Regions from separate parts of the Homo sapiens genome. Here regions 1, 2, 3, 5 and 6 are each linked to region 4. The links are chromatin contacts, found by Hi-C or POLR2A ChIA-PET in ENCODE. All regions are on one chromosome and are shown on one strand. The core of a region is the stretch at or near the end of the contact, and the rest is flanking DNA. Distances in the headings are between cores, read along the strand shown.

What was found. A loop is a pair of places that touch in the nucleus more often than their neighbours do. ChIA-PET counts read pairs that join two places held with the same protein, here RNA polymerase II (POLR2A). Pooled maps may share reads with other maps.
Region 1: a map of ovary shows a loop between it and region 4 (4-fold over the local background). The contact joins the promoter of TARID here to the promoter of RPS12 in region 4. A Hi-C loop is called at or near these places in 2 of 168 maps with a recorded cell type or tissue (ovary and prostate gland) and 5 of 50 pooled maps. POLR2A ChIA-PET finds 5 or more read pairs at or near these places in 2 of 52 experiments (MCF 10A and PC-3).
Region 2: a loop to region 4 is called in a map of gastrocnemius medialis, with 4 times the contacts of the local background. The contact joins the enhancer-like site here to the promoter of RPS12 in region 4. A Hi-C loop is called at or near these places in 5 of 168 maps with a recorded cell type or tissue (CD4-positive, alpha-beta memory T cell, CD8-positive, alpha-beta T cell, ascending aorta and 2 more) and 14 of 50 pooled maps. POLR2A ChIA-PET finds 5 or more read pairs at or near these places in 2 of 52 experiments (T-cell and endothelial cell of umbilical vein).
Region 3: a pooled map shows a loop between it and region 4 (15-fold over the local background). The contact joins the promoter of EPB41L2 here to the promoter of RPS12 in region 4. A Hi-C loop is called at or near these places in 2 of 37 single-sample maps with no recorded cell type and 13 of 50 pooled maps. POLR2A ChIA-PET finds 5 or more read pairs at or near these places in 1 of 52 experiments (RWPE1).
Region 5: a pooled map shows a loop between it and region 4 (4-fold over the local background). The contact joins the enhancer-like site here to the promoter of RPS12 in region 4. A Hi-C loop is called at or near these places in 1 of 168 maps with a recorded cell type or tissue (naive thymus-derived CD4-positive, alpha-beta T cell), 2 of 37 single-sample maps with no recorded cell type and 8 of 50 pooled maps.
Region 6: a pooled map shows a loop between it and region 4 (3-fold over the local background). The contact joins the enhancer-like site here to the promoter of RPS12 in region 4. A Hi-C loop is called at or near these places in 2 of 50 pooled maps. POLR2A ChIA-PET finds 5 or more read pairs at or near these places in 2 of 52 experiments (T-cell and activated T-cell).

The regions. Positions count from the first base shown.
Region 1 is chr6:133,885,688-133,890,505 of GRCh38, reverse strand. It overlaps TARID (TCF21 antisense RNA inducing promoter demethylation), which reads left to right and starts at 1,500. Exons shown (of 9, transcript NR_109982.1): 1 at 1,500-1,902. It overlaps TCF21 (transcription factor 21), which reads right to left and starts at 1,393. Exons shown (of 2, transcript NM_003206.4): 1 at 659-1,393. The coding sequence starts at 1,108. RefSeq lists an enhancer at 932-1,845.
Region 2 is chr6:134,167,767-134,172,524 of GRCh38, reverse strand. It overlaps SGK1 (serum/glucocorticoid regulated kinase 1), which reads left to right. Exons shown (of 14, transcript NM_001143676.3): 10 at 209-332; 11 at 793-888; 12 at 1,347-1,502; 13 at 1,610-1,699; 14 at 2,090-3,269. The coding sequence ends at 2,257. Among named protein-coding and RNA genes, the nearest start is that of SLC2A12, 120 kb to the right of the region's middle. Within about 2 kb of position 2,209, at least 6 of the 41 ENCODE cell types and tissues checked have a DNase peak (open chromatin) inside an H3K27ac peak, as active enhancers do; they include gastrocnemius medialis, where a contact is called at or near this core.
Region 3 is chr6:131,061,422-131,066,357 of GRCh38, reverse strand. EPB41L2 (erythrocyte membrane protein band 4.1 like 2) reads left to right here and starts at 3,113. Exons shown (of 20, transcript NM_001431.4): 1 at 3,113-3,203. LOC105378004 (a long non-coding RNA gene) reads right to left here and starts at 2,955. Exons shown (of 3, transcript XR_942993.3): 1 at 2,742-2,955. RefSeq lists silencers at 2,877-3,216, 3,557-3,656.
Region 4 is chr6:132,812,049-132,816,944 of GRCh38, reverse strand. It overlaps RPS12 (ribosomal protein S12), which reads right to left and starts at 2,376. Exons shown (of 6, transcript NM_001016.4): 1 at 2,332-2,376; 2 at 2,163-2,213; 3 at 1,857-1,973; 4 at 382-484. The coding sequence starts at 2,176. SNORD101 (small nucleolar RNA, C/D box 101) reads right to left here and starts at 1,638; the gene lies at 1,566-1,638. It overlaps LOC107986644 (a long non-coding RNA gene), which reads left to right and starts at 2,657. Exons shown (of 3, transcript XR_001744345.3): 1 at 2,657-3,652. SNORD100 (small nucleolar RNA, C/D box 100) reads right to left here and starts at 143; the gene lies at 68-143. RefSeq lists enhancers at 1,911-2,040, 2,471-2,750, 2,665-3,411, 3,841-3,910.
Region 5 is chr6:134,233,582-134,237,874 of GRCh38, reverse strand. All of the region lies in intron 2 of SGK1 (serum/glucocorticoid regulated kinase 1), which reads left to right. Among named protein-coding and RNA genes, the nearest start is that of SGK1, 82 kb to the left of the region's middle. RefSeq lists enhancers at 1,395-1,444, 1,585-1,874, 1,915-2,074. Within about 2 kb of position 1,739, at least 8 of the 41 ENCODE cell types and tissues checked have a DNase peak (open chromatin) inside an H3K27ac peak, as active enhancers do.
Region 6 is chr6:134,639,824-134,644,097 of GRCh38, reverse strand. No RefSeq gene overlaps it. Among named protein-coding and RNA genes, the nearest start is that of LINC03002, 100 kb to the right of the region's middle. Within about 2 kb of position 2,962, at least 11 of the 41 ENCODE cell types and tissues checked have a DNase peak (open chromatin) inside an H3K27ac peak, as active enhancers do.

The sequences.
Region 1 (4,818 bases), core at 251-2,750, 1.1 Mb before region 4:
CTATTTTAGTATTTATTACACTCATACTAGTGAGGATTTACTGATTTTGCTGATCATTACTAGAACTTCTGGGATTTAAAAATATTAATCCACTTATAGGAGAAGCACAGAATATTTAAGCGGTTAAGGGCTTACGTGGACAATTTGGGGGGCATAGATGTGTCCTTATCCAATGGTCCTAAATATGCTTGTGAAAGAAACGGAGTTGGGTGTTTTTATTTACAAGGAAAGGAAAATCAAGTTCCACTCTCTGCTAAAAGAAGAAAAAAGGATTAACAAAATGCCTGTCCGCTCGCAGCGTCTTGTCAGTGTTCTCAGTTCCGCAGCAGCCACTGCACCCCAGGGAGGATGGCGATGGAGCGGGAGCGGGGGATCCCTCCTCTGTGCCAGCTCAACACACTTGCAAACTTTTAATTGGGCTGCCACGTCAAACCCTCGCATAAATCACTCCCGCTCCGGGGGCTGGTAGGGCAGAGAGCGAGGGCCGTGTCTAGACCGCCCGCCTCCGGTCCCTGGAGGCTCTAGGCCCGCGGTGGTCGAGATGTGTAAGTCACCGCCGCGCCCACACCCCCACTCCCAGCCCCGCGCGCACTCGCGCCCACCGCAGGCGGGAGTGCGGGCGCGCCTGGACTGCAGCTGCAGCCCCGGGAGCACTCACCAGGTTGACCGGGTGAATGTACCCGTTCTCGTATTTGTCGTTAGCCAGGATCTGCCTCAAGTGGGCGATGTAGCTGGACGCCAGCCTGAGCGTGTCCAGCTTGGAGAGCTTGGTGTCGGGGGGCACCCAGGGCAGGGTGGTCTTGAGTCTGGAGAAGGCCTTGCTCAGCACTCGCATGCGGGCCCGCTCTCGCGCGTTGGCGGCGTTGCGCTGGACCTGCTTCCCCTCCTGGCTGACCCCGCTCAGGGGGCTCTTCTTGGTGGGCGCCTTCCTCCTCTTGCCCAGGCCGCCGCGGCCCTTCTGGGGAGACCCATTCTCGCAGTTGGAGCTCTCCTCGGTGCTCTCGTTGGAAGTCACAAATTCCTTGTTCGAATCCATTTTCAACCCGTCACATTCCAACATCTCCACCTCTTGAAGGTCCTCCACATCGCTGAGGGAGCCGGTGGACATGTTTGGGGGAGTGGACGAGGGAGAGAGAGAGAGAGAGACAGAGAGACAGAGAAAGCGAGGAAGAGGGTGAGAGAGAGACAGAGAGACCCTGAAACCAAGAGGCCTCCCGAGTGTGGCGCAGCCACCTCCTGCTGGGAGCTGGAGTTGGGGTCTGGTTGGGTCTCACAACCCTTTCCCCTTCGCAGAGTTGTGAGAAGGAACCCCGAGGACTTCTGCAGCAGAGGAACCGGCTCTCTGTTTCCCCACTCCCAGAGTCGTGGCCGTAGAGGAGGGTGAGCGAGCGCTGAGGAATTTGGTGGACACTAGGAATTTATCTGGGGAATAGAGGGGCGGATCCTTGCAGCCCAGGGAGGGGCCTGCCAGGCCCCAGCAAAGCGCTTAGACCCCTTTCACAACCGGAGGGAAACTCAATGCACAGACCCTGATTTGCAACTTGTAATGTAAATCAACTCAACTGCATCATGTACTTACCAGCCACCTTCTCCCAACTGTGGCCGGGGCCGAGAAGCAGCATGTTCTGTCCATCTGTAAAAGGCCTTCTTTCTCTCTTAAGACGTCACAACTGGTTGTTACTGAGAACTTTAGAAAAACGACTAGATCGTTTGGCTCTTTCTGGGCCTTCCACCTACACTCCATGCCCTCTCTCCTCCCAAGAAAACACGAATTAAAATACAGGGAGTATCAACCGCATCCTGCCAACACCTCATAAGACTCCAAGGCTTTACCGAGATCTTCCACCTTCCCCGGGATAAATGAAGACAAGTGCTTCCTAGAATCTTTATGGTGATGGAAAAGTAAGTATAAAACATTTCACCTACACCTGGTCATTTTCAAGACATCAAAGGACTGCCTACGTGTACACAAACATACTTGATTTGCACACTCAAACCCAACCACACACAGCTTAGTGGGAGTGGGTAGGGAATGAGAGGGCAGTATGAGTGTGTGGAAAACATTATGTTAGTTGATCATCTTTTCCTAATAAATGGAAACTTTCCCCTCGGTTTTTTTTTCTTTTCTAGAAATGCATTTAATATTGCCTTGAGAGTCTTTGTTGCTCTCAGACATCACCTTGCCTGGCACTTTTTGTGATGCACCGTCCCTTTCAATGCTGCTGTCTTTGTCTTCTTCCAGCCTGTTAGGTGCCAGTGTTCCTCACATGAAGCTGACATTACACAACACAAAGCAAGACTATCCTTTTGAGAAAGGTTCTTTTCCATCTTTAACCCCAGCTCGAACCACCTTTCCTAGAGAATAAGAAAGTCTCCTGGGAAGTAGGTAGAAAAAGCACAGGGAAACAGAACCTAGGGATTGGATGAAATTGGTGCAATGAAACCAGGGAGACTGAAGGCATAAATCTCTCTTACAATTTCTTTGCCAGGTTTTCTTCCCTTGCAGGTAGGCATTGAAGTTGAGGGGCTGGAGCAAAATGTAAGAGTGGTTTCTGAGTGGTTGGCTTAGGGTCTGAAGGCTTCTCCTACATTAAGATATCATATCTCTAATCCTAGGCTCAGCTGGGAATTCACTAACCTCTAACGTTTTGTTTTGCTAGCAGGGTCTTGTTTGCTTTCCCCCTATGCTGTAAACTAAACAGGTTGTCAGCAAATCAGTCTTTATTAATGAATTAGCGACCCCTCTTCCATAATATCTTCGCTGAGGATCCAAAATTTGTTAATCACCAGTGTAGAGATTTATGAGCTCTCTTATTTTCTGTTGTTTGTGCAGGTGGAGATTTAAATGACCACATCCACCCTAAGATTTATTGTGAGAATGATTGATGTTATAAACCAGGAAAAGGACTCTTCCCACAGCAGGGATGACAGAAATATCAAGTTGAAGTTGCCTTTGTCTTCACATACGAATGACCCAGTACTACAACACAGAAAGTATAATAATTTAATCTGAGGTTCAAGACAGCAGTGAGAGAACACCCAGCAGGCCTGTTAAAAATTTCTTCACTAATTCCTCAACTAGTTTCCTTTGATTTGCTCTCCCTTTTCTCAGTCTTGGTAAAACATGAAAGTTAAAGTTATTTTTAGACTAAAGAGCTATGTGAAAATGGGCATTGGCCAATACTTTGTGAAATGTGTGTGTGTGTGTGTGTGTGTGTGTGTAGCTACTAAGATATCTGCAAAATAACTACAAATAATTAATTTGGGCTCTGGAATGTGATAATTATTATAAATCCAAACTATGGCCTTACTGCATACATTAAGCTGTGATTTTTCTTGTTGGAGCCATTTTTTTTTCTTTTTGGCTCTGGGTCTCTGTTACACCTTAGTTAATGGACTGCTCAGGCTGTCTGGGGAGATAGTAAAAATCATAGTAATATGTACCACTGAAAAGATTTCTGTTGTCTGTATATTTTTCAATGTTGGAAACTTAAAAGTACCAATTTCTGGAAGCATGTAAAACTAGCCTCATGTCATAGGCTGGTTTTTATGCTTAGCAATTATTTTTCTTCATAGCCATATAAGAAATAATTAAGTCCCATGTCCATTTATCTTGCAGTAAGACATTTGGGCTGAGAAAGGCTAGTGGGCTGATAATAAATTTTGGAGTGTTTCTAAAATTCTGTAAAAGATGGCTTCCAGTTTGGGAGTAAGAGTCGAAGAATACTGTTGCTTATGTATCTTGATATGAAGTCTTGGAGAGAGAATATTCATATGAAAAATACTTTTTTTCTTTTAAAATTTTGTGTCTATCCCTGCTAATAAACACTTAGGGACAAATGGGTGGGAGAAATGACTTCTTGTTGGATTCTACTGAGCAAGTCATTTAAGCTGTAACTTAAGCTGTGCCAAATTCTCCCAAAATATAAACTATATTCTGTGAGAAGACAAGCACTTTTGAGAAGCTGTATTAACCCTTTTGGTAAGTTGACCATTTCTGTTCCAAAGCACGAAATAGAAAACTCGTGATTTGAAAGTATGAGATCATTTCTAAAAGTTCTTACCTGACTTTTAAGAAACATTTATGCCCCAGAGGCATCTGGCCAATTTGCTGCTCACTTCTAACAATTTGTTTTGCAAGAGAGACTATCTTTGAAAGATTTTAGTGCTAAGGAAATTTTATCTCTGAAAGCTGTAAAATGAAGATTAGGCATGGAATGTACCCTTGAACTTAAATCCTGGTTTATCAGCTGATACATTTACAGGAAGTTCAAATTTGATTCAGTTGCACTTGGATGGAATAATTTGCTTCCTTTTTTATGAGAAGGAAAACATCATAGGCTTCCTTTGAACTGACTTCATATGCCATTACATAATCTTTCTCAGGGGAAAAATATGCCTTTAAATTTAAATGTTAATCCTTTTCTCTTACTCCTCATCATTTGGTCAGGAGACACAGGCTGGCAAATTGGCAAAACTGCCCATTCTCTTTTTTCTTCATTTCTAATTAGCACCTCCAGATGTTTTATTCATTTTATTTGATGGTAACTACCACCACTTCAAATATTTGCCAACTTTCTATGCAAAAAAAAGTTGACGCCTTTTTTTTTTCTTTTTTTGATGGAGTCTTGCTCTGTCACCCAAGCTGGAGTGCATCAGCACGATCTAGGCTAACTGCAACCTCCGCCTCCCAGGTTCAAGAGATTCTCATGCCTCAGCCTCCCGAGTAGCTAGAATTACAGGTGCCTGCCACCATGCCTATCTAATTTTTGTATTTTTAGTAGAGGTGGGGTTTCACCATTTTGGCCAGGCTGGTTT
Region 2 (4,758 bases), core at 960-3,459, 1.4 Mb before region 4:
GCTTGACTTAAGTGCCAAGGGGGAACCAGCCAAGTAGGATTGTGCCTAATCCAGAATAGATGAGCAGAACAAGGGCTCCCTTTTTTCTTCACTACACAACTACAGTGAACCTAAAATGCCTCTAATACCTTTAGCAATTATCTTTAAGAGGATATCTTATGAAGTGAAATTAACTTGTGCAACTACTTTTCTATTCACTTTTTTACAGAGACTTAAAACCAGAGAATATTTTGCTAGATTCACAGGGACACATTGTCCTTACTGACTTCGGACTCTGCAAGGAGAACATTGAACACAACAGCACAACATCCACCTTCTGTGGCACGCCGGAGGTAGGCGCTGTCTTGGTTTGGTGCCTGGTTTACCCCCGCCTTCCAAGAGAGAGATGTACAATCATGCACTTAACTACCAAAAAGAGTAAACTCCTCTCAGAGACTTCTTAATACAGTTCAGTGCAAATAAAATACATTTGCTGTTTGATGTAGCATGAGAAATCCCAAGTCCTTCTGTTCCTTTACTGAAAAGTAGCTGTTTGTAAGTAAGATCTGCATCATAAAAACTTTCTAAATCCCTAAGTAAGAGATATCAAGTGCCCAGCAGTTTCCTAAATGTCAGTACACATAGGTAGCCAGTCACCCTCAAAAAGTCCAGCAGTTTTATCAGGAAGGAATCTAAAGATATCTATCTTCCAAGCTGGCTCTGGGTCTCTCAGCTTTTTCAAACTAAATGTGTGGTCGTGGGATTGCTTGCTTTCGCAGGTTCTAAACGCTGTTTCCCTGGTCTGTTTTTCAGTATCTCGCACCTGAGGTGCTTCATAAGCAGCCTTATGACAGGACTGTGGACTGGTGGTGCCTGGGAGCTGTCTTGTATGAGATGCTGTATGGCCTGGTGAGTGGCACATTGGGAACCATGGAACACTGCCTGCTCCCTACAATATTGCCTTCACACAGCCCATGCTTGGCCATGGTGTCTTGCCCTTACCAGTACGCTTATCAAAAGCAGCTAAGAGGCATATTGGTTATTTTATAGTTCATAAGAATAATCACTTACCTGGTTCTTTTGTGCATTTCACATTTTACTAGATAGGACCACATTGAACCTGTGTGGTGGTGAAAAACTACCACTTATTAACATCTACCCCCTCACCCTCCACACACACACACACAAACACACACACGGGTTGCAAAGTAGACACTTAAATAGCAAGGGAAAAGAAAGCATTGAGGTGGGGAGAGTTTCTCAAATCGAGCCTAATATTTATTGCCGTTTATATCTTTTTCTCTACTGGTAATGTGTGCCATATGAAACTTCCAATTAAGTCTAAAGTAATTTTCCCCTTCTTTCAGCCGCCTTTTTATAGCCGAAACACAGCTGAAATGTACGACAACATTCTGAACAAGCCTCTCCAGCTGAAACCAAATATTACAAATTCCGCAAGACACCTCCTGGAGGGCCTCCTGCAGAAGGACAGGACAAAGCGGCTCGGGGCCAAGGATGACTTCGTGAGTGATGTTTTCCTGTCCTCCTGGGCCGGCCGGGACGTGCACTAGACCTCCCTGCCCTTATTGAATGCACCTGTCTAAATTAATCTTGGGTTTCTTATCAACAGATGGAGATTAAGAGTCATGTCTTCTTCTCCTTAATTAACTGGGATGATCTCATTAATAAGAAGATTACTCCCCCTTTTAACCCAAATGTGGTGAGTATCTGTCTCTCTTCTAAGTATAGAGAAGCCCAAAGGGCATTTATTTTAATTCAGAATTGTCTGGGGGAGGGTTGGAAGGAATACATTGGCAGATGTTTTCTCCATAAACCTGTTATTTTACCTACATAAAAAGCACATTTTTGTGTCCCAACAAGGCTCCCATAATTTTTAGACACATTTATCAATTCGAAGCACCAAAAGGCAACAAGTGAACATTATTCTTATGTTTAACTGTGTGTAGCCTTTTGAGATTTTGTGCTTGAAGTGGGTGATTATGGAAGTTGATATAAGACTTAAACTTGGTATTTAAAGCCTGGTCAAGATTTCCCTGTCCTGTGTCTAGTGTGAGTTCTTGACAAGAGTGTTTTTCCCTTCCCGTCACAGAGTGGGCCCAACGACCTACGGCACTTTGACCCCGAGTTTACCGAAGAGCCTGTCCCCAACTCCATTGGCAAGTCCCCTGACAGCGTCCTCGTCACAGCCAGCGTCAAGGAAGCTGCCGAGGCTTTCCTAGGCTTTTCCTATGCGCCTCCCACGGACTCTTTCCTCTGAACCCTGTTAGGGCTTGGTTTTAAAGGATTTTATGTGTGTTTCCGAATGTTTTAGTTAGCCTTTTGGTGGAGCCGCCAGCTGACAGGACATCTTACAAGAGAATTTGCACATCTCTGGAAGCTTAGCAATCTTATTGCACACTGTTCGCTGGAAGCTTTTTGAAGAGCACATTCTCCTCAGTGAGCTCATGAGGTTTTCATTTTTATTCTTCCTTCCAACGTGGTGCTATCTCTGAAACGAGCGTTAGAGTGCCGCCTTAGACGGAGGCAGGAGTTTCGTTAGAAAGCGGACGCTGTTCTAAAAAAGGTCTCCTGCAGATCTGTCTGGGCTGTGATGACGAATATTATGAAATGTGCCTTTTCTGAAGAGATTGTGTTAGCTCCAAAGCTTTTCCTATCGCAGTGTTTCAGTTCTTTATTTTCCCTTGTGGATATGCTGTGTGAACCGTCGTGTGAGTGTGGTATGCCTGATCACAGATGGATTTTGTTATAAGCATCAATGTGACACTTGCAGGACACTACAACGTGGGACATTGTTTGTTTCTTCCATATTTGGAAGATAAATTTATGTGTAGACTTTTTTGTAAGATACGGTTAATAACTAAAATTTATTGAAATGGTCTTGCAATGACTCGTATTCAGATGCTTAAAGAAAGCATTGCTGCTACAAATATTTCTATTTTTAGAAAGGGTTTTTATGGACCAATGCCCCAGTTGTCAGTCAGAGCCGTTGGTGTTTTTCATTGTTTAAAATGTCACCTGTAAAATGGGCATTATTTATGTTTTTTTTTTTGCATTCCTGATAATTGTATGTATTGTATAAAGAACGTCTGTACATTGGGTTATAACACTAGTATATTTAAACTTACAGGCTTATTTGTAATGTAAACCACCATTTTAATGTACTGTAATTAACATGGTTATAATACGTACAATCCTTCCCTCATCCCATCACACAACTTTTTTTGTGTGTGATAAACTGATTTTGGTTTGCAATAAAACCTTGAAAAATATTTACATATATTGTGTCATGTGTTATTTTGTATATTTTGGTTAAGGGGGTAATCATGGGTTAGTTTAAAATTGAAAACCATGAAAATCCTGCTGTAATTTCCTGCTTAGTGGTTTGCTCCCAACAGCAGTGGTTTCTGACTCCAGGGGAGTATAGGATGGTCTTAAAGCCAACCTACGTTCCAGGCCTTTTTAGCAGCATTTTATGGTGTCTGTCATTCATAAATCCATCCAAGGAAATCCTTTGCAATTTACTCATCTTGCAAGGATTGCTATGAAGTAATGCTTCCTGTATTTATTGCCTGTCCTGTGAAGTTGGACTATTTGTCCTGACATTTGGCTTGTCTTCAGTTACAGGTAATTCTTTCCAGAAATATTTGAAAGCCTACTCTGGGCTCTATTGCGAGTGCTCAGGATATCGTAGTGGACAAAGCAGACAACTTCGCCCTTCCAGAGCCTGATGAAGAAGGCCGACCTAAAGCAGTTAGTTGAGATGGAAATTGAGAAATAGTCTGTGAAGTTTAGGAGAATGCCACACAAGAGGGTGAGAATTTTTTTTTTTTTTTTTTTTTTTTTTGAGACACGGTCTTACTCTGTCGCCCAGGCTGGAGTGCAGTGGTGTGATCTTGGTTCACTGCAGCCTCCGCCTCCTGGGTTCATGTGATCCCCCCATCTCAGCCTCCTGAGTAGCTGGGACTACAGGCATGCACCACCATGCCTGGCTAATTTTTGTATTTTAGTAGAGATGGGATTTCACCATGTGGGCCAGGCTGGTCTCGAATCCCTGGCCTCAAGTGATCTGTCTGCCTCGGCTTCCCTAAGTGCTGGGGAGAATGTTTTAAATAAGTGGATATGTTCCCAAAAAGCTGACCTGGCTGGGACATCTGGTTTCTGAGAGTACCTGGAGTTGACCCAGGTCTAGAGTGAGCTCAGTAAAGGGACCCTGAAGGAGCTCATCCCTAGCTTGGACTGAAGCTTCTTGAGCCAGTGTCTACCTAGCACCCTAAGGGCCCAGCAGGCTCTGGGGCTGTGTGGCAGAGCCCACTCCTAGAGCTCACCCCACTGTGATATTACCTGTGGGAGAAAGCGAGGTGGCACCATCCTTGGAGATCTTGAGTCCAAAGGTTTGGACTTTTTCACTCTTCTAGGTCTTCCACACAAATACTTAACAAATAATCAGGGAATCCCCAAACAGTTGATGTTGCTGCTGCCTTAATTGCAAAAGCACCCTGTAGGCCTGCTGCACCCCCGCTACCCTGACCTTCCAGTTCGCACAGGGATTTCCCCAAGGGAAAGCTGTGAGCTTTTTTCCTCTTATCCTTGCTCTTGGGTCTCACCTCACTTTGCCTCAGTCCCCCTCTCCTACCCCACAAGGTTTCCAAGGGCCAAACAGGTGTTCAGAGATAACCGAGTTCTTCTCCCTCATGATCTAATGAAGGAAGAAGATGAAAACGAGTCGATAGCTTTTTGCTCAAGGTGGGCCACCGGTCA
Region 3 (4,936 bases), core at 1,864-4,363, 1.8 Mb after region 4:
GCTGGCCCTCTGATTTGCTTTGACCAACAGAATGGAGCATAAGTGATGCTGTGTGACTTCTGGGCAAAGCCCTTGCAGGCCTTGCAGCATTTGTTTTTGTTCTCTTGGAAGCTGGGTGTCATGTAAAGAAGTCTGGGTTATCCTACTAGATAGGCCACATAGAGGATGGAGGGAGGGAGCGCGTGCAGAAAACAAAGGGAGACAGAGGGAGAGAGAGAGAAACAGAGAGAGAGGGAGAGAGAGAAAGAGTCTGGAGGATGAGAGTCCATGTGGAGGAGAAATTAGGTGCCCCAGTTGACAGGCAGCACCAACTGCCAGACATGTGAGTGAAGCCATCTTAGATCCTTTATCCACAGTTGAGCCTCCCAGCTGAGCATTGCTTGAATTCCTGCCCCAAAGAACCACAAGCAATAAAATGGTTGTTTTAAGTCACTAAAGCAGGGTCTTGTAGTCCAGTTGAAACTGAGCCAAAGTTGGCCAGGTGACAGAGTGACTCCTGCAGTCATTTGTGTGATATGTTTGTTGCTGTGGCAGTGGAACTGGGATTGCATGAATTCACGATGAAGCTTGAGAATGCCTTAGAAATAGTAGGAGAGGGCATTTTCAGGTCTTGCTGCCTGTGGACCACGTAAAGGAAGGGCAGGTCCTCAACCCAGAGCCACTCCAACCTGGTTTGGGCTTGGCACACAGAAGGCACAAAGATAAAATGATGACTCATGGATATAGTGAGATCAAGCTCTTCCAGAGGCCACGCCTATGGGGGTGAGTTGGTAAGTAAGGGCACTAAGGAGGTCCTGGGTACATTTCTAGTCCATACTTCCAGACTAACTTTGCTTGCACATAGTGCCCAGGATTGAGGCTATTATGGTAAATTTGGATGTGGTAGCTCTCAGGACTAGTACCTATATTCTTCTCTTGTTCTCTGTGTCAGTCCTTTGCCTGTTACTACAGTGTGTCTAGCAGGAAGACCCAATCTTGTTCTACCTAGAGTGTTTTCCTGGGGATTAACATTCTGCCCTTGAACTGCAGCCTGGTAGTCCTGACAGTGCTTCCGCCTGCCTGAGTCTTTGGATGTCACCTATTCCAGGACTTTGTCCTTCTTTCTGTTCAAACCCCTCTTCTCTTCTTGTTAGACTTCCCTGGTTGTCTGGACTACCACCTGTTGTTTGCTAAATCTCTATGATGCCACTTCCATCAGTTTTCTTCACTTCCTTATAGCTTCTGGGACTTGATTTTTCTGCCCTCAGTTCCTGCTAGGTCCTCACTGAATCTGTTCCATTCCATTAAAATGCCAGGGCTATGTAAGGCTGTGTCCAAAAACAGAGTTCAATTCTTCTTTCACACAATAGCCTTTATACATTTGACAACCTTTTTATCACCTTTAATCATCTCTTTAGGCTAAATCTTGCTGGTTCCCACATTTTCAAGGTCACCCATTTATGGTTATAATTTAGCTTATCAATATTTTCTTTTGGAGGGAAAAATTTCTTCTTAAGAGGTGGCATATAGGAGTGATTCATGTACTTCAACGCAGAGTATAGTAAGCATATCCTTTCTTATGAGAAGGGCATTATATTTTATTAACTATGCCTATATTTATGTTATTTTGCACTAGCATTTTAAAGGGGGCTCCATCAGGGTGGTTCAATGTTTTATGGGCCCAAAAGCTTATATGACTTTAGGGACTCTTTAAAAAACACAAAATGAAATACAAAATTATAAAGTTAGTTTCAAGGCTTGTGAAAATGAGAGATCCCGAAGTTTGTTTCATTAGTTTCGTTGTAAATCTGCTGCATATTTCTTATTATGAGAAAATAATAGTATTTTCTCATTAAATTCCCAGGTCTCCTTTACCAGAATTGCTGTCTAATCAGATTTCTGCTCTGTTTTAGCACACCTTATAAAATTTAACTTGTATACTTAGCATATGGGATTGTGATTAAATTAATACATGTAAGGGACTTAGAACAATGCCTAGCACATAAAGCACACAATCAACCTTAACTATTATTATTTGTATTATTTACTAGAAGGACCTTGGCAAATAATTTATCTTCCCAAATCTTTTTGATGTAATGGAGCTCAAACGTGCCTGCCTTTTTCATAGGGTGATTGTGAGGATCAAATGATGATAAAATATGTGAATGTATTTTGTTAACTGGAAGGTATTGTTACTGAGGTTTCATTTGACATTGTTAATTTTGGAAAAGGTTCTGTTTAGGAAAGAAAGGGAGACGACTTTGGCTGTGGTGGAATCACTAAAGACCTCAATAAAAGTGGGAGGAGTAAAAGGGATAAGAGGTGCGTGTGAGGCAGATGCTGGAGGCAGTGAGCTGGACACGTTGTTTGACACCAGCTTGACGTGCAAACCTTCAAAAGATGAAATATATTGAATCTGAAACATATTGACCTCATTGTACAAAAGAAAAGAACCAGAAGGGTAGCGTGTGTGTGCTTGTGGCTTTCCACAATTTAGCCCCAAACTAGGTTTTTTCCAGACTCTTCTTCACCCGTGGTCATGCTCTGCAATCCAGATTCCCAGGCCTCTGCCCAGAGAAATCCTACTTACTCTGGGGAGGCCTTTCCTCCACGGGGTTTCCCCAACCCCTCCTGTCCCTCCCACAGGAAGAATAAATGGTTCCTTTTCAATGCCCTTCCTGTGAAAGCACTTTTTCCACTCTAGACTGAGGGAGACCCAGTTTTCCTTATTCTGCATCTCCAGGCTCTGCTCCAGTGTTTACCTCTAGGAAGGCGCTCAGTGAAGGTTTAGTCAGCAAATGCACTTTGAATAAATAACTTTTAAAAGTTGAGAGGACATTTAAGGCCGGGAATCGCAGTTGAGAACGCCTTGCCCAGGCGCATTAGCTGTCATCCGGGCTGCCCTGAGGGCGAAAGACGTCCTCCACCCCCGGGTCTCCGCGGCCGCGCTTGCCGAATCCCGCGGGAAAGGTCCCCCGCCCGCGCAGGGGCGGGGCCTGGGCGTCGGGGGCGGGACCGCCCGCGGGGGTTTCCGCGCCGGGGGCTCGTCCGGCGGGGTCGCGGGAGGGGCTTCCGCCGCGAGGGGGCGGGGCCGGCCCTCAGAGTCCTCTGACGGCCCCAGTCAGGGAATTTCAATTTGAAACCTAGCGGAGGGAGGAGGCAGGCGCGGCTGCCGGCGGCTGGGACTGAAGAGGGACGGGTCCCGCGGCGAGCGAGCTCCTGAGGTACGGCGTCGGGGTAAGGAGGCGTGCGGGGCTGCACGGGCCGGGCGACTGGTCAGTGTGGGGTTGCAGGGGCGGCTCAGATTTTTCCTCTGGCTGCAGCTGGGAAGCTGATTCCGGGCAGGAAGCGGTGGCGGGACGGTCCCACCGGGATGGGGGGCGGGGAGAGGGGGCCCGGCTTTGGGATTTTCTGCGGCTCCCTCTCTCCTTTCCTTCCCGGTCTCTGCCCGACCCGATTCTTGCCCGGGGGTCCGGGTCCTGTTGCTCCGGGCCGGATCCCGGCTTCGCTGCTCCCCGCGGTCCCCCTCTTCCCTCTTCCGGGGGACCGGGGCCGCGTCCCGGCGGAGCCAGGAAAGGCGGGGGCACGGGGAGGACGCCGTCCCCCCCGGGGTGCCGTGGGCTCAGGTCACGCGTCCGGGCCCCGTGGAGCAACAGCGGGAAAAATCCGGCTCCATCCCCCCCGCGGGGAGGGGGTCGGCCGCGGCGTCGCCCTTCAGGAGGAAGGTTTTAGGAGGGGAAGCGCGGGCCGGCCGCGCGCGTGGGGACTGCGGGAAGCCGGGCGAGGGCGGCGCGCCAGCCCCACGCGCGGTGCGGGTCGGGCCCGCTGTAGGCTCGCGTCCGCGCCCCCAGCTGCCGCCTGCGCCGTCTGGGAGCTGCGGAGAGGGACGCGTGTTTCGTGCTCCGATCCTTACAATTCCCACACCCAGGCCATCTCACCACAGATGGCTTGTTTTTTCTCCTCCTGCGCCTGGGGGCCGAGGGTTGGGAGCATTTTTAGGTGAGCAGCGGGGAAGGGCGAGGAGAACCTAAAGGAGCGCGACAGGGTTGAAGTCGGCGTCTGGGGACGCCATCCCCAGGCGCAGACGCTGCCCCCAGCAGCCTGAGGTCTGTGGTGGGACATCAGTTATGCTTCTCTAGATCGCTCACCTCCCCTGAGGTCAAGTTTTTTTTTTTATATATATGTATAAATAAAATGAGGTTTGGTGAGAAGAACTACTGCCTAGAGTCTATTATTTTGGGGAGGGGTCTGCGTATGGAGCCCTCCCTACGGACCCGGGTAGTCTTTCATTGAATTGCCCCATCAACACCACAGCTGCCCTTAATTTTAAGATCCCTGGGTGGATGGGAGAGAAGGTGGAATCTAGAGGAGCTGTGGCTATATTTTCGCTTTTCTGAATCACATCTTTCCCCAGTTTCTTGAACTTCTTGCCTCTGAAATGGCATGTGTGTGCCAGGCGTCTTGTTCCTCTTGTTACTGTTATTTAAGCTGTTTTAAAAAAACGACTTTCGCGGTTTTCCCCTCAGTTTTTCAGTCTTTATTTCCTCCCCCACCCTACGTTTTTATTGTTTTTTTCAACGGAATACATTATTTATCTGGTCTCTTTATAACGCTGTTGAGAATTAGCATTTCAGTTGGTGTTCTGTCAGATTTCACCTTGGACTTAGCAGTTGAGGGAAACTGAGTCAGTTTCTATGCTGCAGGGGCTAGGATTTAGAATTCTCAAGCTTTGAACAGGTTTCAGTGGGGGAACGAATAGTGCTTAATCCTATTCAGTTTCCCTTTGCAGGCTCATTGCTGTGAGAAATCACTGGGTGGCTGTTGCAGCCACTGATGGGGGCTGCATTGCAATGCAATCTTGAATTGTGATAAGGGCCAACTGGCTCCATCCGTTAGGCTGTGAGTTTGACACAACTTTTGAAGAGCTATGCTGTGTCACCTGTCAGAGCTCGAGTGG
Region 4 (4,896 bases), core at 1,127-3,626:
TTAAAAAAAAAAAAAATCACATTAATAGACATTAACACTACCAAAATTAAATGAAACCCAAAAGGTGGCTGTAATCAGAAGGGTGACATGGCAGTTTCCTCATGGCAGTTCAGTAGAGGGAGCCAGTTGTCATCATGTACAGCACTAAGATCACCTACAAGCCTGCTACTAATCTTTGTTGTATACCAACGTCAAAATTAGGATTCAATTCTGCAGGTATAAAATGCTTCTACCTACAATCATCTTTAAAATGGCCGACAGTATCAGGTGCACGTAATGTTTACACCTGCACAAAATGAACAGCTTGAGACTTCACAGAATTTACCCCCATATACAAGCATCACTGAACATTAGTCCCAACACAATCCTTAGCAGCCTTACCTTAATTAGGTTGATTTGGTGTTCAGCACAAAGGGCCTCCACCAACTTGACATACATAGGCTCATCACAGTTGGATGCAAGCACACAAAGATGGGCTTGGCGCCTGAAATTCAAATTACAATGAAAATGGAGCTAAAACTCAGATCCAAATCCATCATTCTTGCATTTTAGGAGGGTTATCTTTGCACTAACACTTGCGAAACATAAGCAGCCAATCCACTGAACACATAAATGCGTACAAAATTGCTTGAGTCTGAAGAACCTGCTAGGGAGCATATACATCTTCAATTAACCTACAACTGGTCTTCAGTAAAACCTCTGTCCCTGACACACTGAATTGGTGTAAGTCATTTTTAAAACTTCTGGCCAAAACCCAACCATAATAGCTTTCTTGTAAGCCAGCTTCATATACCTAAAGAAACATGTGAAAGGCCGGGCACGATGGCTCACTCCTGTAATCCCAGCACTTTGGGAAGACGAGGGGGGCAGATGACCCGAGGTCAGGAGTACCAGACCAGCCAGAGACCAACATGGCGAAACCCCGTTTCTACTGAAAGTACAAAAACTAGCTGGGCATGGTGGCGTGTGCCTGTAATTCCATCTACTCGGGAGGCAGAAGAATCGCTTGAACCTGGTAGGTAGAGGTTGCAATGAGATCGCGCCACTGCACTCCAGCCTGGGGGACAGAGCAAGACTCTTTGTCTCAAAAAAAAAAAAGAAAAAAGAAAAAAAAAAGACTGTGGCATTAATGGAACAGTTATGAAATGCCATGCAATAATGCCGAAATAGAAATACAGAAGACTCATACTAGGACCTACTAAATACATTAAACAATAATGCCGTTTCCATCGGATTGAACTGGCTAGATTACACCAAAACGAACTTGTCCTGTAAAACCTTAAAACTGCATTTAAATTCAGCTCAAGAGTAGGTTGATTTGTCAATGCCACCACCCTAAAAAACACATTAACTCGATCCATTCAAATACATTAACAAATATCCCAAATTCAAATAAATCACAGCTATTATACTACTAAATTCATCTAGGACCAAATGCTTCTGAAACCTGAGTTTGAAATTCCATTAAATTAATGCTTGTTTTGCAAACTACCAGATGTAATGTGGCTCTCCATCTCATCTATCTGCCAGATAAGTATAAGACTGACTAGCTCCACAACCTACAGGTTTGTCAGACTCTTATGTTTCACTCATAAAAGGAGTGAAGGGGTATCCGACAATTAAAGTCATCATTCAAACACTGTAGTTTTGAGTGCTTATCCCCATTCCAAACAGCAACCCACACATTTTAAGTGGGCTTTATAGATCTGAGTTCTGATACCTTTTCCTAGGTTTCCGGTAGGACGGATGCCATTCAGAACTTTTGCGCTAACACCATGAACTCCATGCCTTCTTCCCTTGGGTGGCAGTTTTGTTCCGGTTGCAAGAACCCACAGTATTGAGACTGATACACGTACTTGTCTAAGGCTTTGGCAGCTTCGCGAATTCCACGTGCTAGGCCATCGTGGATGAGGGCAGTCTTCAGAACCTCTTGTAAAGCAGTATTAACGTCCATTACACCTCCAGCAGCAATGCTTAAACGCGACACATCAGAACCATCAGTTAAAATCCTCACACCACATAAGGCCTTGCACTCAGCAAAAGCTAAGTGTACAACAGACGCGCTTACGGCGACCCGTTTGACCCAGTCCTGTTCCGCCAGCTCTAGCCCCACGCCTCAGCCGCACCCCGACCCCAACTCCAACCCCGGCCCCTGGGCTCACCCTTCCTCGGCCATGGCGGTGGGTTACGGGTGAAGTTGAATCTTGAACGCACTAAAAAACAAAAGCATTGACTTGTTAAAGAACCAGATACTCGTCACGAATCCCAGCAAGAACGCAACGAGCCACAAATTATAACCAATACACCCCCCTGCCGCCTCGCTCAACTTACCCCAAGCCTCCGCCTCCGCGCGACTCGGCGGCGGCAGGGAAAGAGGCCTCATCCGCACGCATGCCGGTATTTAAGGGTTTTTCAGGTCCCCTGTGCGCATGTGCACTCCCACCCTCGAAAGAGGTGGCTCCCGCAGTGCCGGGCCTGGGGAGTTTCTGTTTCCGGATTGAGGCGGTTCTGAGGCAAACGTACTGCGAGTTTTCTATCTCTGCCAGGCCGGTCCTTGGCGAGTGCAACAGGCACTACGCGGGCAGCTTCGCGTTGTCCTTCTTTGCGGAGGCGTGGCCCACCGAGGCCCAGGGAACTCATTCTACGGAGCGCGACAGAAGCCAAACAAGTGTGTCCGCGTGTTCTTTAAGGCACCTAGAGCCCTGTATCCCGCCGAGCGCCAGTTTTAACCCTTTCCACACCACGTTCTACTTTCCTGTTGCTTCTACAAGACCCAGCCTCCCCAGGCAGCGCACTTTGTTCCTTCGCTTCTAAGTCACCCTGAGAGACCATGTTTGTGTCGTTGTGGGTGTGATCCTCATCTTTGTCTTCATGAAACGAGAGCCTACATGCTTTCACTCTTCCAGGCTGGAGTGCAATGGCGCGATCTCAGCTTACTGCGACCTCCGGCTCCCGGTTTCAAGCGATTCTCCTGCCTCAGCCTCCCGAGTAGCCGGGATTGCAGGCGCCTGCCACCACCCTGGCTAATTTTTTGTATTTTTAGTAAAGACGGGATTTCACCATGTTGGCCAGGCTGGTCTCGAACTCCTGACCTCAGGGGATCCACCCGCCTCGGCCTCCCAAAATGCTGGGATTAGAGGCGTGACCCGCCGCCCCCGGCCGCTTTCACTATTTCTAAGCCCTTTCCCTGCGGTGTGTTGGTAAAGCGGAACCCTGCAGCCAGGGGTCAATTCTAGTTTCTAAGTATAGCGGGAGTCGCTTCTGAACGAAGTTTGTTCTGCTTTGTTTGGTTTTTAACGACGCGTTGTGCTCGGAATACACAGTTCCGCGCAACTCAGAATTCCTCAGGTGCATTTTCAACACCTACAATGTGCCTGACGCAGGGCCAGGTCCTGGGACTACAGACATGAAATATCCAGTCTTTGAGGAGTCCATTTTCTTCCAGGAAGCAATATTTTAAATTTGGAAGTGATTGGCCATTCCCCAATCCCCACTTCCAAACCAAACGCACGAAACACTACTGAATATGATCAATACTGCCTTTGTGTTTAATTTCCTCTCCTGGGTAGTCAGCCGCCAAACCAGTGAGCAATTATTAGGCGCTTGGCACGTGCCAGCGCTGTGAATCCAGTGGGCAGATACTGTTAGACTGGTGAGTGCAGCGAAAAAAACAAAAATGGGTAACGCAGTAAGAGCACCAGGGAGTTCACCAGAACAGAGACCTGCTGTAATGTTAATAAACTGATAGAGTTCAGTTTACTGATAGAGTTCAGTTTTAGATTTTCCGCTGGTTTCAGTTTCATTTTTAAAGCGTTGAAGCTGCTTCTCTGTCAGTAACTCATGCAAATGTTTATTGAGCTTTTGATTTAAAAAAAAAAAAAAAACGAGGAATTTATAAAGATGATTCATTCCTGTAGCCCTGGTTTGTTTGTGGTGGGATTAAGATTTTAGACAAAAATCAGAATACCTCAGGGCCACAGAGGAGATACAAAGTGGCAGGGGGTTAGGGAGTGGGGATGGTGTGAAAAGGTAAGAGGACCTCAGGCTTCTGGCAGCATTCGAAACAGGCTCAAAACAAAAACTAAGAGATTCCAAATCGGTGAGCATGGAAGGAGAGGAGGGTATTCTAAATGGATGAAAGTGTAGGGGCAAAGGCATGAAATCCTTCTTGCCTTTTTTGGAGGTTATAATTAACACGTTTGTATTTTTGAAAGAGAATGTGGCAAATAGTCTTTCAGCGCATTTCTCATTATCTAAAGACAGTACAGTTGATATGCTAAGCATATTAGATTCCTTCCCCAAACAAATTTTTAAGGAAGAAGCAGGGAATTTGGGAAACCTAAGTGAAAACATTCACTGCCAAACAGCATATTTATGTGGGGGGAAAATGATCAAGTGCCTTGTTAGCTAAGGCAGTTGTTCCCAGTACCAACCAGCTCAGACTTGGTTTCTATCTTTCAGCAGCTGCTAATCTGTTCTATTGACTCAGACATCGTGGATCTCTGCTTTAATGTTTCACTGCACTAAAATGTCTTTTCACACAAACCTCCCTCCTTAGAGGGAGCTACATTTTTTTTTAAGTCCTACTTATATAACCTACTTATATAACTTATATAACCTACTTATATAAGTCCTACTTATATAACCAGTTCTAACCCCCAAAATGAAGTCAGGGGGCACACTGGTGATACAGGGGTTCTTTAATATAGATTCTCCTAGTTCACTTTTTTTTTTTTTTTTTTTTTTTGAGATGGAGTTTTGTTCTTGTAGCCAAGGCAGTGTCGGGATCTTGGCTCACTGCAACCTCCACCTCCCAGGTTCAAGCGATTCTCCTGCCTCAGTCCCAAGTAGCTGGAATTACAGGTGCCCACCACTATGCCCAGCTAAGTTTTGTAT
Region 5 (4,293 bases), core at 490-2,989, 1.4 Mb before region 4:
ATAAATAACTTACTTGTTCTCTTCAGTATACTATTGCTTGAGAGAAGAGAATATTTTGGTGGAAAGCTATTTCAGTGAAGCCAGACTATGCAATAGGACGGAAAAAACAAAGCTACAAAAGAAAAGCACTTTCCTAAAAAACTGTATGTAACTGAAATTGAGTTTATTTTATGAAAATATTATTTATTTATTAGTTTTTCAGACAGAGCCTCACTGTCACTCAGGCTGGAGTGCAGTGGCACGATCTTGGCTCACTGCAACCTCTGCCTTCCCGGGTTCAAGCGATTCTCCTCCCTCTGCCTCCTGAGTAGCTGGGATCACAGGCGCATGCCACCACGCCTGGCTAATTTTTTGTATTTTTCATAAAGATGGGGTTTCACCATGTTGGCCAGGCTGGTCTCAAACTCCTGACCTCAAGTGATCTGCCTGCCTTGGCCTCCCAAAGTGCTGGGATTACAGGCATGAGCCACTGTGTCCAGCGTTATTTTATGAAAATAAACCAGTGAAAATTAATTTCAGGCCAGGCACAGTGGCTCATGACTGTAATCTTAGCACGTTGGGAGGCCAGAGTGGGTAGATCACCTGGGCTCAGGAGTTTGAGACCAGCCTGGGCAACATGGTGAAATCCTGTCTCTACCAAAAATGCAAAAAAATTAGCCGGGCATGGTGGCATGTGCCAGCAGTCCTAGCTGTTTGGGAGGCTAAGGTAGGAGGATCGCTTGAGCCCCAGAGGCAGAGGTTGCAGTGAGCTGAGATCGCGCCACTGCATTCCAAACTGGGTGACGGAGTGAGACCCCATCTCAAAAAAAAAAAAAAGAAAAAGAAAAAGAAAATTAATTTCAAAAGTGGAATGTATTCACCCAACAATGTGTTCATTTATAAATAATACAGCAGCAACCTTGGGGATGATTGTTGTGGATGTTTTGATGTTTGGATATAATGTTAGTGGGAGACACAGGAAAATTTAAAATAGCAGTGATGGCTTCTATCTGAATCCCATTAACACTTGCGAGTTCATAGCCTCTTGATTTTTTGAGAAGGGGAGAATTGGAGCTCAACAGGTAGCAAACCATTTCATTCTGCAATTAGTCTGTCTAAAGAAAAAGGCTTTAACATTCAATGCTAGAATAAGGCTATTTTAGACATTTGAATTGCTGGCAAGACACCCCAAATTAGTCATCCCTTAATGGTTGTGTGTGGGTCTGTGTGTGTGTGTGTTTAAAATTCATTATTTACTTATTTATTTTTGAGATAGAGTCTCGGTCTGTCATCCAGGCTGGAGTGCAGTGGGGAGATTGTTGTTCTTTGCAGCCTCAACCTCAAAGACTCAGGTGATCCTCCCATCTCAGCCTCCCAAGTAGCTGGGGCTACAGGCACGTGTCACCATGCCCAGCTAATTTTTGTATTTTTTGTAGAGACGGAGTTTCGCCATCTTGCCCAGGCTGGTCTTGAACTCCTGGGCTCAAGCAATTCGCCCACCTCAGCTTCCCAAAAGTGCTTACAGGCGTGATCTACCAGCCTCCCTTAATGTTTTTTAAAACCACTTATTTAGGGCTATTGGTGAAAACAACAAATGAAGCATAGAGGCAATTACAGGAAGAGAAAGTACCCAATATTATGTAAAATGTGTTAGTACTGAGTCATATGTAAATTTGTGTTTAACTTCCTCACTCTTAAATTCTAGTTCCTGGAATCCCCCTCCTTCATAACTGACTCACAGTCTATTTTGGGACAAACCTGCCAATACTACAATCCCTTTACTGTACATTAAAATATATACAGAAAAGTCAAGAACTAATAGAATCATCAAACAATACCAACTAAGGGACCTCACCCACCTGTGAGGATGGAGCATGTGGCCTCAAAATCAGGGCTGACCTAAACTCTCCATGGTTGGAGTCACGTTTCCTAAGGCTGTGTTTGAAAAAAAAAATTAGTTAATTAGAAATACCTTGTTCACAGTTTAATGCTTGATCTTGTTCCTTATCTAAAATATCTATGGCCAGGTGCGGCGGCTCACACCTATAATCCCAGCACTTTGGGAGACCGAGGAGAGAGGATCACCTGAGGTCAGGAGTTTGAGACCAGCCTGGCCAAAATGGTGAAACCCCTTCTCTACCAAAAATACAAAAAAAATTAGCCAGGCATGGTGGTGCATGCCTGTAGTCCCAGCTACTCGAGAGGCTGAGGCAGGAGAATCACTTGAACCCTGGAGGTGGAGGTTGCAGTGAGCCGAGCTCGTGCCATTGCCCTGCAGCCTGGGCAACAGGAGGGAAACTGTCTCAAAAATAAATAAATAAATAAATAAATAAATAAATAAATAAATAAATAAAAATATCTATTTTTTCCACTTCCTCCTTGTCAAAACTTCTCTAAATTTTTAATAATAAATTTTATTATTTTAAAGTAATCTCATTATTTTTTTCTAAACAGGGTTTGAAGTTACATTTTCATCTTGATTCTAGTTGCTTCCTCCCCCCGCTTTCTTTACTATGTTCCAGTAATTTGATTTCAGAGTTGGCATTAACTCCCTGAATTCAGGAAGATATTCCCCAAGGACCTGAATCTTAGCCCTGGAAGCGATGTGAAAGCTTACATAGCACATCTCTCACCTTCAGTCAGAGCCATACAAAGAAGCTGCTATCTTATTATTCATGGCTTTAGAAAAGACTGCTCAACCTCCACCTGCATCTTATTTTGACATTTAGTTAGCTTTACTGTGTCGAACAAAGCCATTATGCTACACACCAAGCCTGTTTCCCTTGTTTTATACTCAGCGATGATAACCAACCCTGTCTGTATATAAAGCTCTCTATAAATTCATAGACTGTCTTCTTCAATTGTCATTTGGTCTTCTCTTCAAGAAAATTAATTATGTCTTGTTTGCCTCTCCTCATTGGTCTTTTTTTCCAATACTTGACTCATTTTGCCATCCTTGGAGCTGTCTTCTAAATAATTTCCAAGTTTTCCAATTAGTCTTATTTATTTATCTATTTATAAGATGGAGTTTCACTCTTGTTGCCCAGAATGGAGTGCAATGGCGCAATCTCAACTCACTGCAACCTCCACCTCCCAGGTTCAAGCCATTCTCCTGCCTCAGCCTCCTGAGTAGCTGGGATTACAGGCATGCATCACCACACCTGGCTAATTTTGTATTTTTAGTGGAGATGGGGTTTCACCATGTTGGCCAGACTGGTCTCAAACTCTTGACCTCAGGTGATCCACCCGCCCCGGCCTCCCAAATACTGGGATTACAGGCATGAGCCACCACACCCGGCCCTCCAATTAGTCTTTAAACGTGAATTCCAGAAGTTCACATTTCTGAGCACCATTAATTTGAGATCACTTAACAGCTCCTTCACATCATACTCTCATTACACTTACTATTTTTAAGTTGGTCTTTTTGTCTCTCCTTCTAGTTACAAGCTAGAAATGTATTGGTTTTTTATTTGTATTTTATTTTCTCTTTTTTGAAATAGAGCCTTGCTCTCTTGCCCAGGCTGGAGTGCAGTGGCACGATCTTGGCTCACTGCAGCCTCTGTCTCTGGGGTTCAAGCGATTCTCCTGCCTCAGCCTCCTGAGTAGTTGGGATTACAGGCACATGCCACCACACCAGGCTAATTTTTTGTATTTTTAGTAGAGATGGGGTTTCACCATGTTGGCCAGGCTAATCTTGAACTTCTGATCACTCAGGTGATCTGCCTGCCTCGGCCTCCTAGAGTGATGGAATCACAGGCGTGAGCCACCACTCTTGGCCAGAAATACATTGGTTTTTTAAAATGTTCTATTATTAAAACAATTTTTTCTTGCTTAAATTTGGACTTGTTTTGAATACAACTGCTTGGTTTCAGAAAAGGGTGTCTATAAAGAATAAAGGTTATTTTACTATGACACTGATGTATTTCTCTAAATTCAAAGATGAATTTCTAGAAATTTATAACTACAACTAAAATAGGTTTTTGTTCCTCTATTTAATATTTTTTTCTAATATTTTTCCTCTGTTTAATCTTGGATGGATTTTCCAGTTCTGTGTTTTTCCAGCAAATTTCTGGCCAAAAAAAAAAAGAATCAGAATCTAGTAGAATAACCATGCCAATTTAGTTTGGCATCAGTGTGATTAGGAATAAATTTAGAGTCTTTAGGAATGTTTTGGCCTATTTCTGCATGAATTATATTTAAATCCCATATTTATTGCTTTTTTCTTCTTTTTCTTTTTGGAAAGCAGGGTGAAAATGATTACAACATATGCAAGTATGCAATTTCGAGTTCGTTAATACCTCTATGAGGGTTCAG
Region 6 (4,274 bases), core at 1,713-4,212, 1.8 Mb before region 4:
ACCAGGGTTTCATGCTGAATATTAATATTATGGAACAGTTCCTGGGAAATTACACAGGAGCAAATCTGCTCTAATATTCAATATTTTATGGAAAGCCTGTGTTTAACTTTTTTTTTTGAGGTGAAGTCTTGTTCTGTCTCCCAGGCTGGAGGGCAGGGGTGCAATCTCCACTCACTGCAACTTCCACCTCCCGGGTTCAAGCGATTCTCCTGCCTCAGTCTCCCGAGTAGCTGGGATTACAGGCATGCAGTGTGCCACTACACCTGGCTAATTTTTGTATTTTTAGCAGAGACGGGGTTTTGCCATGTTGGCCAGGCTGGTCTTGAACTCCTGGCCTCAAGTGATGCTCCTGCCTCAACCTCCCAAAGTGCTGGCATTACAGGTGCAAGCCACTGTGACCAGCCTTGTATTAAACTTTTTACTCTCATTTACAAAGCCCTGCATGAGCAAGCCTTGGTCTCGGGGGTTTACCTTATTTTTGACCTCCTTGTCTCCTGGCCTTCTCTCCAGGCATACTGGCTTTCTTTCTTTTCCAACTCACCAAGCTGGTTCCCACCTCAGGTTCTTCGCAATTGCTGTTCTCCTTGCCTGCACTACTCTGCCCTGAGACCTTTGCATGCCCAGTTCCTCCTAAGTGTATTATCATCTTCTTAAGAGGCTGGGTGGCCCACCCTGACGACACTATCCATCCATAGTGCTGCTCAGTACAAAAAGGTAAAGAACAAGTGTGAGTGCAATTTTAGATGCTCAAGTAGCCACAGTGAAAGCACATAAAAAGAGGTTAAATCCTTCTTCATGATATTTTTATTTAATCCAGTATATCTAAGATATTTTCAACGATTAGTATAAAAATGTTAATGAGATAATTTTCTATTCTTTTTCTCATACTAAGTTTTTGAAATTCAGTTCATCTCTTACAGCACATCTCAACATGGACTGGACACATTTCAAATACTCAGGAGGCACATATGGCTAGTGGCAACTGTATTGGACAGCACAGATCTAAAACAAACCCTCACCTCCAGCCACTCTCAATCACATCGCCCTGCTTTATCATGATTGTAACGCTTATTAGTGTTTGAAATTACCTGGCTTATTTACTTGAACATTATTCCGCCTTGTTCTCTATCTGTACCCTGCCCATGAAAAGTAAAGTCCAAAAGACCAAGGGCTTCATTTTATTCTTTGTTGTGTTTTCAAAGCTTAGTATATTGCGAGTTTTCAATAAATATTTATTGAAAGTTAAATGAATGAGAAACAAATGTAATGTTAAAAACAGTGGAATCTGTATGTGGCTTTTACTGTTTCAGTTTTCCCTCCCTTGTGCGATATTTCAGATAGATGATGAAATGATAATATCAACCCCACAAGTGTTACTCCCCTTCCTCTCCATTTCCATGTCCCAGTGTAACTATTGGGCATTGTCTGTGTCCTATATTTTTTCTGGTATGAATTGACTTATAAAGAGAAAGCATTTTCTGATCTACTTTAGACCTAGTCTCAAGTTAGCATTCAACTCACACTAAGCAGGGAAAAAAAACAAACATCTGGACTTTCTCTTCTTTCTTCCATTAACCATTACAAGATTTTTTCAGACAGTAGTCAAGCTGTAACTTGTATTTATTATCTTTTTAGCCAATGGGAGGAAAACCAGGATCTGTGATCAGTTGCAGGCCTTGGAAACTTCCAAGACACCCAGAGTCCTGGGAATTTCCCTCCATTGCCGCTCTGGAGCTGACCCAGGCTTGCCTGCTACTGCGGCTGTATGTCACAGTAGGCAAGGGTTCCAGATCTGTCTGTGCTTATTGCCTCCATCTGTAAAGAATAAACTACAATTATTGCTTATTCCAATATAAGGCTATAGAGAAAATAACAACAGAGTACTTTATGCCCAGTAATGAAAAGCATTGTTCGTGGCCCTACAAAGCAATGGGCATTGCCTTAGTAATTAAGCTTATGTTCCATGCACAGATACTACAATTAAAAACTTTCAGAGTCTTGGAGGGTGGATCCATACTATAGGCAAAGGATAAAAAATAAGTAGGATTTGAAAAGCATGCTTACTCTTTGTAAACTTAGAGAACTTTGAGAAAAGAGAAAAGTTTCTGCAAGCTAGTTTTGGCATTTAATTACATTAGCGTACAACTATTCCTTGGTGAGACAGAATGAAGAGAACCTTGACCCAATTCAGTCCCACCCCTTCCCTATCTTCTCCTCTCTTCTTCCCCTGGTTATCTTTGAAATTATACTCCAGGATAAGCCTGGCTTTGGTTTATCTGCAAACAAAAGGGCTGTCAAATTTAAGAATGTTATGTTTTCGCTTCAGAATTCATTCATTCATTTAAAAATTATGTTGTACACCTATGGGAAATGCAAATGTAAATAAGACCTTAGAGGGGCTTACATTTTAGCAGATTGTACATTCATTAAACAATTTAGTTATTCAATTACAATCGTAATGGGTGCCTTGAAGGAGAAGAATCAGGTGGTATGAGAAGATTTAAGGAAGTCCTGATTGAGACTTTCCTGTGAAGGTGGCCCTTCAGCTACATTCTGAAGGAGAGATACGATTTAGGAGATGAAGGGGGTGAGGAAGTTTTTAGGCAGAGAGAGAAGCACATGTCAGTGTGTTGAGTCAGGGAATAACCTGGCATAATCAAGAGACCCAGACATGGCCAGGGTGGACCAGCCAGCACCCCAGAGGGCTCCCAGATGAGAGGCTAATGAAGCAACAAGAGCCAGAGCCCAGAGCCTCTGCCATTCTCCCCAGTGGTGCTTCCTGTTACAGAATTGAGAGATCCTCTTCATTCATTTCCCTGACACTTGCATATTTAGGAGGTATCTGACATGTGACGCACTGAAAAGTTGTGGCTTTGCTCATGTGCTATAAGCAGTAGAGACACAATTCCTTCTGCTTCTGTCTGGAACATATCTCAGCTGACTCATCTGCTGCAGTAGCAGACAATGAGCACCAGGGGGCAGAAAGCATTCTTCTGTGTTTGCTCTGGTAGACCACAAAATGGTGAAATGTGCACTCACTTTGACCTAAAGTATTAAACAAGGAATTAGCTACTACCATGATTGGAGGTCATTGCCTTTCTAATCTTACCCAAGCATTACACAAGAAACCAACAAAACTCTTGGTGAGTTTATTGAGTATGATTTAATTCACTCTGAATTAAACCAGGAAGCGTAACTAACATGTCTTAATGAAGCTGTGACTGTCACATGATGATGGTTTAGAAAGAAGAGGGCCATTTGAGGGGATGTCTCAAAATATTGTACTAGGGAAACAAGGAAGGACGAACCATAGAAGCACAGTCTTCAGCTGTCTTCCAAGACTGTTTCCAGGTAGAAATGAGAGGTGGAAACCGTAAGAGAGGTGCAGAAGGTCTTAAATATGTAATTGGGTAGGTCAATGCAATTTGAGAGTTGATAAGCTATTAATACGAAGACAATGTGACTTTTGGCAGCTATGTTTCCAACAAATGATTACCTCTGGGGAAAACCGATAAATAAACAAGGCTTCTCATTACAACAAATTGGTCATGGATTGGGTGGTATTAACCTCACACTAATCATGTCTTACTGATTGATGCAGATGGAAGTCTCATGCCAGTCACGAGTCAAACCAAATAATTAGCAGATGTCACCAATGCCGATCTGCTGATGTCTAAAAATGGAACAAGTGAATCAGCAAACTATTTAGGAAAGTAAGGCTATGCCAACCATTCTGTCATTAAGAGCCTTGTAAGGGCAATATGGTCTATGTGTCATCAGGGTCCCTCAGCGTGACCATGAAAAAGAAAATGGATACCTATATGCTAAACATAACTATAACCATTGACTATGTGTATAAATACCATATTATGTAGATTATTTTTAAAGTCTCAAAAAGTACTTAAAACTAATTACTAGGACAATGCCTCCCTGTTATTATTGTTATTGTCACTGTCATCATCAAAAGCAAATGGCACTGGTTAAAGTGAGGCATGATCTTTTTTCTCTGGAAGTACATACTTTGATAATAAAATACTAATACACATGAATGTAAGAAATATATAAGTAAATATACATGGAGCTAATATAGAAAAGCCTAACACAGGCATCACTGAAATAAGAAAGGAAAGTTTGATTTACTGAAACTTAATAGACATACTTATGTGACAGTTATTATGCTGGGCACTTTATAAACATTGCTATATTTATATTTCATAGCAATCCTGTGGAGTTGGGTTTACCATTACCTTCATTTTACAATAGACTTGGGAAAG